Linked DNA regions of Mus musculus: region 2 is linked to region 1. A link is a loop called in an ENCODE intact Hi-C map of the cell type or tissue named here. Cell type or tissue: heart. All regions are shown on one strand. Region 1 overlaps Stk33 (serine/threonine kinase 33). Region 2 overlaps Lmo1 (LIM domain only 1).

Evidence for each region. Peaks named below come from ENCODE experiments on the same cell type or tissue, not always from the same donor. Only the 100,000 strongest peaks of a DNase experiment are listed, where the experiment ranks them.
Region 2: a loop joins it to region 1, with 13 times the contacts of the local background. A loop is called at or near these places in 3 of 42 quality-filtered maps.

What each region holds. Positions count from the first base shown.
Region 1 is chr7:109,289,704-109,292,203 of GRCm38, forward strand. The region is part of intron 13 of Stk33 (serine/threonine kinase 33); the gene reads right to left. Among named protein-coding and RNA genes, the nearest start is that of Gm51463, 23 kb to the left of the region's middle. In heart, a CTCF peak has its summit at 1,003 (motif pointing left); no DNase peak of the experiment used is centred here.
Region 2 is chr7:109,138,061-109,140,560 of GRCm38, forward strand. It overlaps Lmo1 (LIM domain only 1), which reads right to left. Exons shown (of 4, transcript NM_001302205.1): 4 at 505-916. The coding sequence ends at 811. Among named protein-coding and RNA genes, the nearest start is that of Gm44781, 3.5 kb to the right of the region's middle. In heart, a CTCF peak has its summit at 1,512 (motif pointing right); a DNase peak (open chromatin) is centred at 1,551.

The DNA.
Region 1 (2,500 bases):
CCAGACTTTTCCAGGGAAAGACCACGGAGAGGACTCGGCATCAGAAGAGCGGAGGGTGGCAGAGGAGCCCATGGACCTGAAGGAAAATGATGGCAGATGGAAACCCAGATCCTCGGAAGGAAGAGGCACAGCACAAATGCAAATGGCTGGCTAAATAGAAAAAACTTTTTTTGCTCTTAATTTCTGGAAAATAGGCATGACAGTTTAAAATTAAAAAGATACTTTTTTTCTGTGTAGTTTATAATTGTGTAGATAAAATACATCCAACAATTACAGTATAAAGGCAGAGATGAGGAGACCAATCGAATACACGTAGAAGGAATGCATTACTCATTATATTCAGTGTTCCTGTGGCACAGCCAAACAGCCACAAGTCCTGGGGCAGCTGAGCAAAAGGTGGACTTGGAAGGCAAGGAAACAAAGGATTTGCCAGCATGTCCTTCACCTAAGGGACTGTAGGGACTGTAGGTAAGCTGGCAGTGAAACCTTAGCCTGGTCCCAGAGGCTCCTGGGTGGGGATGGGGACCAATAGTTCCTTTGGAATAGCAGACTTGAGGTGAACAGGAGTCAAGTTTGCTTCCTCACAAGGCTTCCAGCTATTCCAGCTACTACAGCGAAAAGATGCAAAGCTTGCCAGAAAAAGAAAGGTGCACCAGGCACACTGCAGTGCACAGCTCCAAGTGCCAGCACTCAGGAGGCAGAGGCAGAGGAGCGCTGTGGATTTGAGACCAGGCAGGATTAGTGAGTCCCTCTGTCAAAAAACGGGGGGGGGGGGGGGGGGGGGGGGAAAGGGAGGGGGAGGGAAAAGGGGAGGGGAGGGGAGGAAAGGGGAGGAAAGGGGAGGAGGAAGGGGAGGGGAGGGGAGGAGGGGAGGGAGGAGGGAGGGGAGGGGAGAAAGGAAGGTACGGTGCCTGGAGAAGTCTAGACACAGAAGGCCTCTGAGTGTCCTCTACAACCAGAGTCACTCAGTTTGCCTGCCATCTGCTGGAAGCCGGCTGTGACTGTCTGAAATAGCTATCAGCAGGCTATGTAGACATGTAGACATAGACTAGGGTTTTCACCATGGGCTGATCATTCATGCACACTGTTTTCACAAGTAATTTAGACACAATGGTATTTTAGAAATTACCTAAAATCCAAGTTCCCAAATATCAGCTGAGAACAAACCTCAAAAATAGGCCTTTCCAGGACACCAGTTGAAGCTAGTAATCCAACTCTTCCATGCATGAGCCTCTGGATCTGATCTCCAGGAGCCCAATGAAATAAACAGAACATAGCCATCTGACCTGCTCTACTAACTCTACTACATAACGAGCAACTGTGAAAGTGTCCAGTCCTCTAACAACAGATATTCCTTCTTTACAAACCACAGAGCTTGGCCTTGCGAGGCTGGACTTAAGGCCGTGGACAGAGTTCAAGTGTGTCCATAACTCAAGTGCATGTGGCTTCCCGTGGCAGGTGGCAGCAAACCCAGAAAGCATGTTACCTCATGCAGACACTTGGGGTCTCTGCCTCCATCACACTCCTTGAGGCTTGTCCCATCAGCCAATGCACATCACACAAGCACCTGCACTAGAGGAGAGAACAGCCCTCCTCTGGTCCTGCAGGGGACCCACTGCAGAGGCAAGGGCATTAGTGAGACAGCTTCCTGGTGAGGTTGGAAAGAATCAGAACAGCAACAGCACAGAGCCCTGCAGCTCTCACAAAACTGAGAGGTCAGAAGTATCACTTCACCCTAACATTCCTTGGCTTATCCCCATGTACTATCAAAATAAATGATACAATTAAGAAAAATTAAATTTTGATAATATTCTATGTAAAATATCTAGTAATATGAAAATTTAGGCAACTGTAGCTAACACTGTGCTTAGAGTGTCACATGACTGATTTCATTACCCCTGAGCAGAGGATGGTATACTATTCACAAATGAGAGAGTGGAGGCCTAGAGATGCCCCACAGCAAAATGATGGGGATGGTAAAACATGGTCTGAGACCCAGCAGCTGCCATGGAGTGCCTGCACGGTTCATTATTAAGACACTCCAGGTTCTGTTATTGAACATGTCCTATCCAGGGTTCTATTGCTATGATAAAACACCAGACCAAAGCATCCTGGGGAGGAAAGGGGTTGTTTGGCTTACACATTACAGTCCACCGAGTGAAGTCAGGACAGGAACTCAAATAGTGTAGGAATCTGGCAGTCAGGAGCTGATACCGAGGCCATGGAGGAGTATTGCTTAGTGGCTTGCTCCCATGGCTTGTTCAACCTGCTTTCTTGTAGAACTCAGAACCATCAGTCCGGGGAAGGTACCACCCATAATGGGCTGAGCTTTCCCCGATTAATCACTAAGAAAATGCCTTATAGGCTTATCTACAACCTGATCTCATGGAGGAATTTTCTTAATTAAAGCTCCCTCTTCTTTGAAAACTTTAACATGTGTTAAGCTAACATAAAACTAGACAGTAAGACACATATGCCCTACTGAAATGCTTCAATACTA
Region 2 (2,500 bases), 150 kb before region 1:
TGACTGTCTCGAGCCTGCATAGACAAGCTCAAGGGAAACAGAATGTTTTGATTGATAAGCAAGATACTAGGATCCAGGTCAGTCCCAGCAAACACTATCTGTCACTGTGAAAGGGAAAGGGGTTAAGAGGGTACTGTCATGATATGGGGCTTGGGATTTGGGGTTCTACTGTGGACCCAGAGCATGGGTCCCCATCTTGCTACTTTGCTAGGGGTTCCAGTGACTTTTAGGGTTGGTCTAAAAGTACACAGAGTGTCACAGCGCCGCTCTTCTCAGGGCTTTGCATAGGGCTAGGATGTATGCTTTGCAGGGAGGGAGGCATACCCCACTTCTCATGTGTGGCTGGGGCACTTTGAAAGATTCCCTTCTTCTGGTCCCTAAAGCCATGCTTGTTTGCGTCTTTGTGGCAAGAGCATAGGCTGGAGGTCGCTTCTCCATGCCCCGCCCACCAGAGGCAGAAGGTAGGGAGGTGCAGTTTTGTGTCGGTAATGTGAACAATGCAGTCATGTCCCCGGAAACATTCATAAGTTTAATCCACGCCAGTAATAAAATCGCATTACATTTCTCATAAAATAAATGTTCCCATTTATATACAGAAGACAGACTGTACAGGCTGAGCCTGGCCCCAGGAGGGGTCCCACAGAGATGGGCAGTGGTGGTGGAGAACAGCCACCTTCCCATCGAGGATGAAGTTCTAACTTGTAGGACAGCGGCTGGCCAGCCCGCGCAGGCAGAGTGGCTGGCCGGCCTGCCAGGCAGGTGGACAGGTGGGCAGACGGACAGATGGACCTGGAGGCCAGATGGTGGGCGTTACTGAACCTGGGATTCAAAGGTGCCATTGAGATGCCCCTCCTCATAGTCCACCTGGCACAAGATCATGTTGTTCTTCAGGAAGAATTTGTCTCCCACGCAAAATCTAGAGAAAAAAAAAATCAAGAGAAAAGAGGGCTATAGGTGAGGTTCCAGTGAGAGGAGGTCCCAGCCTGGCCCAGGAGGTGGGGCATGCATGGCTGACGGTGCTGCTGCTGATCTGGCTGGAACCTCCCAGGGAGTGTAGAGGAAATGCCAGGGCACTGCGAGCCTGGTCAATTACTCTCAGCAGACCCCTGCACCCTGGCGTGGTGAGATAGGTAGCCGGTCAAGCCACAGGCCTCCCACCAGCAGGTCATGTGAGGAGGTGCAGGGCGAGGGCAGATGCCTTACCCCGGTCCCAGAGATGGTGCAGCTTGGGAGAGCTTAGGGGACCAGAACTAGAGAGTGGAGGGATGGAGACCAAGAGATGAGGGGAGGTAGGGAGAAGGAGAACATGGCTGCTTCCATCCCTCTGCCCTCTCAGCTTAAGGCTCACAGCCTCTTACGAGTGAGACCACAGTCCACAATTTATTCTTTAGCCCAGGAAGATCACTTTTGGGTCTCTTAGTCTGCTGGAAGTACTGAAGAATTTTCAAGCTTCCCCTTAAAGACATTGTCCCCTGGTGGCCAAGACTTTTAAGCTCCTGGGTCACTGACTCAGTCCCAGTAGTGGATCTCAGTTCAACCACCAGGTGGCGATGGAACTTCACAGAACCCTGCTGGTAGGCCGTCTAGCCAGAGCTCTCTGCCAGTCTAGTGTTCCCTGCAGGTCCCTCTAGACCTCAACCTGAAAATATCTGTATGGATTCCTACCTGACCTGAGGGCTCCCAAGAAGAGTTCCTGCTTTTTGATGGTAAATTCCTAGCCTTAAGTCCCTCAAGTCTTCCCCCAGGACTGGGATAATGAATAGGGCCCAGAAATCCACAAAAGAGGTGGGGGGGGGGGGGGCAGAGCCAGATTCATGAGTAGAGTTGGGGGTTGGGGGAGTGATATTCCCTAAAGATATCTCTTACCCTATGGGCCTGGGAACCCCTTCTCACAAGACAGGACACAAAACCCCATGCACACAGATACAGTACACTCAGTACACACATTTAAAACATGCATACAATTCTCACCTCACCAGGTACATACAGTATTCACAAACTCTTATGCATGAATAATTATAGTTGCATGCACATCTAAACACCTATCTCATGTACTAGTATTCGTGTGCACACAAACATTTACAATACAAACACAAGCACATATATACTGGACCTGTGGCACACTCCTACAGTCCCAGCAACCATGGCTTCATAGCAAGTTTAAGGGTGGCCTTGGATACTCGAGACTCTGGAACAAACAACTCCTCCCTCAAATGTGCAAATACTTTATGCTATGTACAATATATATACATAGTGAAAACACACACACATACCCCATCATTCAATTCATGTAGAAACTTACCACCTACATAGTGCACTAATACTGTAGTGTACACATCTGACCATAAGATGTAGATATACACACATGCACATGTATGATAAGCAAAGCATGCATACTTAGCTACATACATAAATGAAGTCACACTTGTCTGCACGCCTCCTCAGCGCTCCTGGCTCAGCCAGCAGGCCTCAGGCTCGGGTCTGGGTAGTGTGTGGGGCT